Regions from separate parts of the Homo sapiens genome. Here region 2 is linked to region 1. A link is a contact called in ENCODE Hi-C or POLR2A ChIA-PET data. All regions are on one chromosome and are shown on one strand. Each heading gives the region's core, a stretch centred on a gene start or an enhancer-like site at or near the end of the contact. The rest is flanking DNA. Distances are from core to core; before and after follow the strand shown. Region 1 has its middle 150 kb from the start of THBS1. Region 2 holds the start of LINC02915 (long intergenic non-protein coding RNA 2915).

Region 1 (5,339 bases), core at 31-2,530:
AACAATACCTCTGAAGGACCAAACCTATGCAGAGACATGCTCAATTTCATTTATCTAGTGATGGAACTTCATGGAAAGATGGCTAATGCAACATAACATACACTACATGAAGGATGAATCAGACTTCCAAAACTATAGTCTAATTCACTCCTTGAAAATATTCTTTTTCTTTCTTTTTTTTTTTTTTTTCCTGTGGCCCAGGCTGGAGTGCAGTGGTGCAATCATACTTTTGTAGTAAAGTGTCCCTGTGGTTTTGGAATGAGAAATGAGACGTTTATTTTCCTCAACTCACTGCAGCCTCAACCTCCTGGGCTCAAGCTATCCTCAGGCATGTACCACCATGTCTGGATAATTTTCTTTTTCTTTTTCTTTTTTGTAGAAGTGGGGGTCTCACTATGTTGCCCAGGCTAGTGTTGAACCCCTGGTCTCAAATGTTCCTCATGCCTTGGCCTCCCAAAGTGCTGGAATTACAGGCATGAGCCACTGTGCCTGGCCAAAATATTTTTCTTAAACAATGAGTTCTTTTTCATATTACCATGAATTTAAAATTTCTCTGAAATGACCAAAGACCACTTTTTGTTTTCAAAAGATATACAGTACATCCAGGGAGCTGGCTTCCAAGTTTCTTTTTTCTTTGCTGTTAAAGGCAACAATGGAATAAGACTTCAGAAGGTCTCTGTGCTCAGGATGGTGAATGATGTAGGAAATAGCTCCGTACTAGGGACTCTGGGGCAACCAAAACATTGGTACATTGCTTGTCTAGCCTAAACCAGTGGGAACTATTCTCTGGATGCTTTTCCCCTTACGTTTTCCCCTTTATTGCCCTCATGGACAAACTCATACATTGATTTATTCAACATATATTTTGACCTCCACCTATGTGTTAGGCACAGTATCAGGCACTGGGCACCCCATTACATACAGGTCCAAGCAGTCCCTGCCCTCAAGGAGGTTAATATCTAGCCAGAGAGACAACATTATTAGTTTAATAATAATTATACACGTTTTTGTTGTGTAATATTACTGCTTAAAGATTACAATTAGCTCAATTATAAGATAATTTACAAAATGCCCAACGACTAATGAATATGGGTAGTCATTGTCCAAATAGCTGTGCACACATCATCATTTAATTATAGTACTGAAGACAGCTGCACTGGCAAAGTGCAGGGTGTGATGAGAGTGGGTAATGGGGCAACCTGCCCTAGCCGCAGGGGCTGGGGAAAGCTTTCCTGAGGAAGTGGCTGTTAGCAAAAGACTGGGAGAGGGAATAAAAGTTGGCCCGGGAAGAGGAAGTAGAGAGGAAGGACAGAAAATGGTCCAGGCAGAGGCAACAGGACAAGAAAAGGCCCTGGGGCCTTTGAAACCCAGTTCCACTCTTGATCTGCAAACCTTTTTAGGGATACTACAAACTAGTCCCCTTACACTTTTCAAACAAAGAGAGTTCACAGTGCTTTCAGTTGCCCACTTTTATATGCTATCAACAAATTCCTAGCTCCCCCCATTTTCTCCATTTCCTCTGTCCTCAGTCTTCCCCCCACAGTGTTCAGTTACACAAAAGGGCCTACGTGTTTACCAGCCTCTTTCATGACCCTGATCAACAAGCTTTGGTGGAAGACATCTGCGTCTAGACAAAAGATTGGTTAGTCTTTGTGAAAGTAAATGTTCCACGTCTGACTCAACCTGACCAAGAGCCAAGAAAAGGATGATAAGGCTGATGGAAAAGATTTTCTTAATGAATGGCAGTAAAAAACAGCCCAAAGGTGAAGGCAAGAAACAGCCTTGGTGTTTCCTGGGGCTCCTGGCCCCAGACAGGCTCTTGAAAGCACTCAAGGATAAGAGGTAGGAAGGTTATTTCATTTCCTCTCTGCCTCTTTCTATTTTAACACTTTCCTCCCTCTCACGCTAATCTCTATTCCCCACACCTCATGCTCAAAACAGTCACCCTTTAGGTTTTGGGGGGTAAGTATTACCCCTTTCAAGTGGGTTAAAATGTCTGGAATGGAGATTATTAAAGCTAACTTTCCTGGTTATACCTTTTTTTTTTTTTTTTTTAAACTCTTTCAACTTCAGTATCTTGGAAAGTTGAGCCTATCATATCACCAGGAGGATTGAGAGTTTAAACAACAATTACAAATTACGTGGAAAGTTGGAAAAAGAAGAGAGTTCCCTCTATTCTTCCCTGGCATCTCTGGGTGGCTGTTGTCCATGCTGGAGGAGTTGTCACCTTATGTGCCCTTGAGGGACCTCCCCTCAGGAATCAGCAGTGGGATAACCTTGCAGGTGTTTTTTGTTTTTTCCCAGAAATAAGAGACGTAAGCAAGGTTTAAATTCATAGCCAAGTAACATAATTTGCTGTCAAATTTAATGAGAAAAATTTAAAAATTAAAGCCACATCTAATTTTTAAAATACATGATTATGTACTGAGCTCTTTCAACACAGAATCTTACATAGGTCTTCTTTCCTTTTACAATGATCCTTGTAAGGTAAGTCACACAACTGTTTATTTTACAGAAAGGAATCTGAGGCTCAAAGAAATTAAGTCTCTGGCTCAAGATCATAACTAGTAAGTGGCAGAACCGGGATTTGACAGGTGTTTTGATTTTAGGTCCAATGATCTCTTTGTTACACTCACTTCCTCACCTGTGGGCTGTGAGGGACTTTGTTGCTTAAATAAGCTAGGGCTCCAAGAACCCAAGCTTCTAGGATAAATAATAACCCAACCAATGCAGGGTGTCCACTATGATTCACCGTGGCGTCCTTACGTATTTTGGAAGACAGCAGTATTTGAAGGATAAGATTTTTTTTTTTCCTCTAGGATCCTCTAGGAAGGCAACTCAGGTCCTATAAAGAAGCTGCTGATTTTCACCCAGTGGCTGGGAATTTGATGGGTCCCCCTAAGATCTGCAAAGGGATGAAACTGGAACTTATTCTCCAGTTCTATGTCTAGGGTGGGTGGAGATCGATATTTTGGGAGAAAAATGGGAGCATAATGTAGAGGAGAGCCCCTGAAGGTTTGGGTTCCTTGTGCTGAGACCTAACATCCTACAACATCTCCTTTGCAACTGGGAGTGCTTTGGAATGTTTAAAAACACGTGCTTGAGTTGAGCAGTGGAGGCTCAGAGGACACTCTTGCATGAGGTGGAAAGGCTCAAAGTCCTGGCCTTCCTTCTCCTTGTCTCTTGACCTTGCTTCAGGGGGAGAGATGGTGAAGTGGAATGATAATGGATCTTGGGCATCAGACCCAGGTTCAAATTTGTGTTCTACTATTTTTAGGCTGTGTAGTCTGGACTTCAGTTTTCCTATTTGTCAAGTGAAGCTTAATAGTACCTCCTAAGAGGATTTCCCTGGGGATTGCATGAGCGAATAAGGGTTCCACATACTCTATGTCAGAGCCAGTGCTCAAACGTTGGTCCTCACATCCTGCACAGAGGACCTCTTCATATGTGATTATTTGTTTTATTTTACTGTCATTTATTATTTGTTTATCGTGTGCTCCCCCATTAGAATGTAAGCCCTAGAAGGAGTTATATAATATTGTTTGTTGAATAAATGATATTACTTTGAATACATAATACTCTAAGAAGTTCCAGGCACTGTAACAGTTCCAGCAACAGTTCCAGGCACTGTTCCAGTGCCCAGAACATGGTAGATTTGAATAAATAATATTACTGCAATACATGCATATGTCAATGTTAAAGTGGAGAGATAGAAGCACTCAGGAAGCATAAAGAAAATTCAGCCTCTTAAAATCTGGGACACCTTGAAACCATGAGTGGCTCAGAAAGAGCCAGCAGTCTCTGGCTATTGCTGGCTTTGCTGGGCTGCCCCCCTAGAGGCGTGAGGTTAGGATATTGTGTAACGACAAATGACACAGAGGGGACTGTCTGTTCTGGCTTCTTATCTAGAAGCCCTGCACCTCTATAACCCCAGGGCTGTTCTTGGAGCTGTGGCTCAGAGAGTCAGGCTGACAGCACAAGGACAGGGAAAAAGGTCCTATTCTGACATTCAGAGGATCTGTCTTTTCTCTCCTGGGTCTCCAGGACCCTATCCTTCTGAGCTAGATGCACCTACGTTTTGAAAATGAAGATGGGTAGCTGTGCTGAAGCTCTTGTCAGCATGCAATTGAGATACTCTTTGGCCAAAGCAGAAATTGGTTGGAATTCTGGCATCCTTGGCTTAGAAAAGAGCCTGAGCAGGTAGATTTTTCTGCTTGTGTTAGCTTATGAGAAAGCCCAGAGTCTCTGCATGAGCTTCTAAAATGCCTAATACTTCTTACACAATTCAAGTTGGACGGCAAGTGTCAGTGATGCAGCACCTTCAGACAGCATTTCCCAGAAAGTATGCTACAGATACCATGTCTTTGTCAAAGGCGGCGGCACGTGTGCAGCTGTGATGACAAATGCAGCGGGTGTTGCTAGTTGCGGAAACACAGCTAGGGGTTTGGTTAACCACAGGAAAGCTGGGGTGAGGGGCAGTCCCTCCGTTCTTGTATTCTCTCCCTAGATGATTCAGGGTGGTCCCTAGTTCAGCCTCAGACACGAGACCCAGATCACTGCAGGCTGTCTGTTGCCAAGCGACGGGAACCATTTGGCACCAGCCGTAGAGAGCAACCAGAATGGGCAGAGCAGAGACTTAGAGCCCAGAGGACTGGAAGACGCTGCCACAGCCGCACGCACTCTAGCCTGATGCTACAGGTCTGTCACTGATGATACTAAAAGTTACGCGGTTGACAGATGCTATTTACAGCCAGAACTGAACAAACTCAAACACAATTCTATGTCGAACAGTCAGGGAAAATAAAGTTAAAACACCAGCAATTCCCATGCCATATCATTTATACATATCTTTGTGTTTGGAATTCACTTCTGAAATTCACTTCCTCTTGTGGGCTGGCTGGTGTAAGACATAAAAGTGAGCTCTGGGTCACTTTGGTCTTTTTTGATTCAATTTGAGCACCTTCCACCCCATGATTGTCCTAGGCATTGGAGAGAAGGTCTGTGCCCCTCTATCAGATGGTGAGTTCCCTGAGGACAAGAGCCTTATGAATTCATTGGCGATGTCTCCCCAGTCCATCCCATCCCACACACACAGTGCCTAGTGCACCACTTTGGGCATTTTGGCACTTGGTAAATATTTGCTGAACGGAAGAAAGAAACTCTTTTTTTCACTTCTCTTCTGCTGTCACTGCTAGGCATTACATGTCTTTTTTTTTTTTTTTTAAATTTAAGTTTTAGGGTTCATGTGCACATTGTGCAGGTTAGTTACATATGTATACATGTGCCATGCCGGTGCGCTGCACCCACCAACTCGTCATCTAGCATTAGGTATATCTCCC
Region 2 (5,456 bases), core at 2,308-4,807, 180 kb after region 1:
TAAAAAGGTAGAAATTGTAGAATTAGAGAGTGGAATATTGATGACTACTTCTTAATGTGTATTTGGAGTTTGAATGACTAAATATACATAAAGCGCTTATATTTGAACATATAAGATGTTACAGATATTTTTTCTGTCCCTTGCCCCATCTTTCCTAGTATAATAAAGTTATGCTACAAGTTAGTCACTTACGAATTCCAATTTGAGGATTCAGTTTGTGACTTTTGCTGGTTCTGAGAAATCAAGAAATACTGAGCCATTGCATGAACAGTGTCACTAAGTATAAGAACCTGAGAAGTTCAACTTCAACAATTCTTAAAGTCTCCCTTGAGTAGAAGGTGAATGAACTGTCATAATTGGGCAAGAAGTGAGTTTATTCTGATTGCAACAGTAGGCAGCTATTAAGAGACGAGTGTAACTCTGGATAGAAGTTTCTATGGTTTCTGCCTTCAGCCTTGTCATGTTCAACATTCTAATCAAGACCTAGATCAAAGGAGAAGTTGATGAGCTTAGTATTCAGCTGAGAGAGATGGGCTATGTTGGCTAGAAATTAAGCAATGAGCTCAATCTAGAAGATACAAGTTCTGAAGTTGGACTCTTAGAAGCAACTGAGGCTCAAGCACTTCTGTAGGCACTACATTCTGGGTAATTTAAAAAATGTGTATACTTATTCTCACATCCTTTAAGCTCAGCTGAAATCTACTCTGCAAAGTCATGCTTGAACCCTTGCTTTGAGCTAAGTGTTCTGTCAATTCCAACATATACACCTGTAATAAAACTGCTGAAATAATGTTAAAGACTCTTTAAAGCCAGGATCTTTACCATATTAATTTTCGTACTCCCAATGTCTAGCGTAGTGCCCAGCACATAAGGAATTTCCAATAAATTATCGGCTGTTGCTAGAATAAAAATTCAAAAGTAGGCAGTGTTGAGTTGGCAACTTAATTTTCTAAAAAGTATTAATTGCCTGCCTATATGGACAATAGAAACAACAACAACAAGAATATCCTGCCAATAAATCAGGCTTTTTGGCTGGTGCCTTGTAGTGCCTTGTAAATATTAGTAAGCATGTTTCCTATTCTAAAGTAGGTTTAAAAAAAAAAAAACTTAAATTCAGTAACTTCGTTTCACCTTCTTGAAGAACCTGCATTTCCTTTACATTTATAACCATTAGAGTGAGGCATGTTAAATAATTCAAATGAGAAATCCTAGTTTCCACCTTTATGTATCTCTCGGGTTTTCCTTTGTTCACCCAGTCTCCTGCAAAAATCATCAAATGTTCAAATTTATAGTTTGTGACTTGGTCACCCTGAACCTCTTGGTGACCCGGAATGAACATGAGATGCTGTTATTTAGCACTTGGAGCTCAGTTAGATATTAGTTTTCCTATAGTGAAATACTCTGATGCCAGTGAGGAAGGAAATCAGAAACAGGAATCAGACGATTCTGGCCAATCCTCCCAATACGAGGAGAGTGTCACTGACGGAAATGGGTCTGGATACTGGGTTTCTCTCTCCTAAATCCTTTGATGCCAGTTATTAAAATGGGTTACTTCTTACAGCCATGACATTGAACACTTCAATGAAATGATGCAAGATTTGGACTCCAAAATGTCCCCTCTCTCCCCTGTCAGCAGCATGAGCCTGAGCACGGCAAGAGTCAGCCAATATAGTGCACACACGCTTTGTTGAACTCATGTTCTTCCACCCAGGAGACTGAGGTTTCTGTGCAAAGAGTAATGTCAATCCGCTGGAAATCACTGGGTTGTCTGTTTCTTTGTTTATGACTTCTCCATATAGTTGGTTCTGCTCCAACTTATTTGAAAGGGACATCTGTTGGATGATTTGATGTGATGTCTGTTCCCTGAAAGTCATTTCTGACAGGGCGATGTAAAGGAACCTGAGAGGGAGCTCCGTCATGTGATGAGTGGCTCTTAAGTGCAGGAACAGATTTGAGAGGATTATCCAAGACAGTAACTTCAAGATCAAACTAGGCCATGGAGTTAGCCATAAGGCTCTGCAAATTCTTTGCGGCTCAGCCCTCTGGGGTCTCCTGCCACCGTGCTTGCCAGTAATGAATTTCACTTCCATGTGGGATCTTTCAGGTCTTCTTGACACACTGAAGCCATATGTGTTTCAGCCACTTCAGACATCATCCTGCTCTTTAACTTGAAGAACAGTCTAAGTCAGTGAGGTTTGCCATGGCATCAAATCTCCTTTTAAACCCACACCGCTTGAATAATAACTATGATTCTGGATAGTTGACTCATGAATATTTCCTGCGAAGGAACAATGAGGGTATTCTGAGGAAATTAAATCCATACAAGTAATTCCCAAACTTTATTCATGTTTGAATACTTTCTAACTTCAAATGTTTTTACCAGACTGGTAACACATAGCAAAATCAACTGATAAGATTGTCCTTTTTTCTTTCTTCCTCTTCCTCTACCTAACACTTCTCTAGTGTGGTACTAACTGGAGAAGGCACAAAGAGTAAGTAGATAGAAAGGGAAATGAAAAGTCAAAGAGCCCTACACTTTTTTTTCCCCCCTCTCTCCTGGTAGTCCTACTTCAAAGGCAGTGTAGCTTTCTCAGAAAGGCCAACCCACACTCAGAGGGTGAAGTTGGAAAACCCCAGCAACCCTATGATACACAATAAACCCATGTAAGGAGGTGGTCCCTTACAAACAGTTGGCTATGAATATCTTCTTTCAAATAGTCTGACACTCGTGGCATAATTATTTTTGTAAGAGTCCTCAGGAAAGTCTGTTTTGAAATACTGCATAGCTTAAGACTACAATAGTACCTTGCATAGTTCAATGTAAACATATCCAGGTGGCTTGTGAAGAAGAGAGGAAGCCAGAGGTGATGCTTCTCTATAGGAAAATGACACTGCAGCCAGCCCCCCGAATCCTGAGAAGACCCTAAATACACCACTCCCCCTCCCCGACAACTACCCAAGTGATATCCTGTGAGTGACTGGATTCTAATCTATCGAATAGTTTCTGTACATGAAAAAAAAATCAATTTTGGAATAAGAGTTGCCAGCAGAAAGATTTCCATTTATTAGGCACCTACCAGGTGCCTGATTCTATTGGGTACATTAAAGATATTCTTTCATTTAGTTCTCACCTGGAAACTCTCAAGGCTTGTTCACATTTTACTGATGAGAGAAATAAGGCACAAGAAGATTAAACAAACAATCCAGGCCAACTCAAGTGGAGGGATGTGTGGTTGAGTTCAGGTCTGCCTGTAAATCGCTTGAGGCCAGAAACTTTTCTCTATTTTGTTCACTGATGTGTCCCAAGTGCCCAGAAGAATGCCTGGCAAATTGTAGCTGCTTAGTAAATATTGAATGATTACCTTAATGAGAGAATCCAGCACGTGTACTCCTAAGTATTATTCTCTACAGTTTCTCCTCAGTCTCCTCACTCCAGTCTGTTACCTGCCCCTTTCTCCCATCCCATTTCAAAGGGAAATGGAGCCCAGAGCTGCAGTGGATGCTGTAGAAAGTTATATCTCTGTGTACATCCTGCTGAAGGAATGGAGCGATTGTCAGGGAGCTGTGTCATTGAGTCTGAGGCCTTACTTCCTTGCTCTCCCCCTTCTATTTCCTGCTTCCTCCCACAAAGATTTTCTGAGTCCTTGCTGTGTGCTGAGCACTGGAGACTCACTATGAACAAAGTTGGTATGGTCCCTGTCCTTATGCAAATTATTGAATAAATTATAGGTACGGTGAGTGTTTTGACAGAGAGGTAAGAATGTTATAGAAACATATAACAAGAGGACTCAGACCTATTCTTTGAGGTCAGGAAAGACATCTTTGCAAATTTTAACTTTAAGACAAGATATTAAGGATAATTAAGAGTTCCTAATGTATACCTTGGGTTTCCTGGATGTCTCTGCCTAAGACACTTTTAGGGAGGAGTTAAGACTGTTTTCCTATAATACTAAGAAGTCATTTGCCTTTTCATTCTTATTGCATTACAAGTGTACAATGGAGTTTTACAGAAGCTGCATAACATAGATTTCACAACAGATTGAATGCAGAAGCAGACATGAGAATCCATTTATCCTTTAGTAAGCCAGATATTGGTAAGATTTGCAAAAAATGCATAACAGCACTACTAGTCTCACTCATGTATTTTTGGTTTTGGAAAACGTGGCTATGTTTTCATAAAATGTTATTTATGTTAAGGTATAATCAGTTTACTATGTTGTTTTAAAATGAATTAAATATTTAAAAAAGAATTGGTTCTAATTTGCAACATGATATAATGATATAATCTACCTTTTTTAAAATGAAAAGGTCTTTGGGGTTCTTCAGAAGATTTGAGAGCACAAAGGGGCCGAGCCCCAAAAGTTTGCGAATGGCTGAGCTAAGAGAAGAGGAGGAGGGAGTGTTCCACAGTGAATAAACAGCCTGTGTAAAAGCCCTTCCCTGGTATACGACTTGTAGTTTTGAGGATATTAAAGAAGTCCAATGTGGTTGGAACATAGAAAGTGATGGAGAGAGAATATAATATGCAGAACAATGGGTAAGCAGTGCCATATTTGAGAGCAATGACTTAATCTTAGGTCAGTGGGAAGTCACTGAAGGGTTTTAAGCAGGTTGGAATTGATGAGATACATGTTGAGAGAGGAAGGAAAAGGAAAGAAGAAAGGAAAAGAATGGGGGGACACAGAGAAGGGAGGTCAGGAGGCTTTTGGGGAAAACTTAGTAAGCTATGAGGGAGGGACAGTAGGGCTGGATAGAAGAGGATAGATGTAAATAATATTATGGAGAATCTAGAGGACTTGGGTTTGATTGTCAGTAGAGAGTGACTTGTTTTGTAAAAGAAGGAATGAATTTTCTCATGGTTTTTTAGTCATACCACTTGATTTTAAATTCTAGCGCTAATTCTGTGACTGTGAGCAAATTATTTAAACTCCATAAGCTACAATTTTCTCATCTGTAAAAAAAACAGGAACAAGAGCCACAATTTCATATGGTTGTTGAAGTTATTTTAAAATGCACACATATCTAATATAACTGGATTATCGTAATTATTTATTTGTTTCCCTTACCTTCTCTTTAACTCTCTTTCTTACCATTTTAAGATGGAGGGGGGAAGTTGGCAGTGTTCTTCAGGAAACATAAATTCTTGGGAAGGGAGTTTGGACACCATATGCAAAATCTCCTCCTGTGATTCCTCTACACACTGGAGGTGTGCTTTCCTCAAGCACTTGAAGCAAATGTGTTCTCTAGTCTCTTCTCTCTCTCTCTTTTTTTCCCTGAAGACTACTCTGTCATTTAAGTTCAGTTATTTTTGTCTTACCTGCTCACTTTGGACTTGAAACTTTGTCCCGTTCTTCTTGTTCCATAGTCTGATTCCTACTATTTTTTTCCTTCACCTTTCTCTTCCCAAAGTCTTAGGCTAGCCTTCTCTATTTCTCAGCTTTGTCATGCCCTTGACT

The links. A loop is a pair of places that touch in the nucleus more often than their neighbours do. ChIA-PET counts read pairs that join two places held with the same protein, here RNA polymerase II (POLR2A). Pooled maps may share reads with other maps.
Region 2: a loop to region 1 is called in a map of endothelial cell of umbilical vein, with 8 times the contacts of the local background. The contact joins the promoter of LINC02915 here to the enhancer-like site in region 1. A Hi-C loop is called at or near these places in 1 of 168 maps with a recorded cell type or tissue (endothelial cell of umbilical vein) and 4 of 50 pooled maps. POLR2A ChIA-PET finds 5 or more read pairs at or near these places in 2 of 52 experiments (BJ and endothelial cell of umbilical vein).

The regions. Positions count from the first base shown.
Region 1 is chr15:39,426,457-39,431,795 of GRCh38, reverse strand. No RefSeq gene overlaps it. Among named protein-coding and RNA genes, the nearest start is that of THBS1, 150 kb to the left of the region's middle. Within about 2 kb of position 1,280, at least 5 of the 41 ENCODE cell types and tissues checked have a DNase peak (open chromatin) inside an H3K27ac peak, as active enhancers do; they include endothelial cell of umbilical vein, where a contact is called at or near this core.
Region 2 is chr15:39,248,770-39,254,225 of GRCh38, reverse strand. It overlaps LINC02915 (long intergenic non-protein coding RNA 2915), which reads right to left and starts at 3,557. Exons shown (of 2, transcript NR_144508.1): 1 at 3,363-3,557; 2 at 1-2,167. All of the region lies in intron 1 of LOC105370777 (a long non-coding RNA gene), which reads left to right.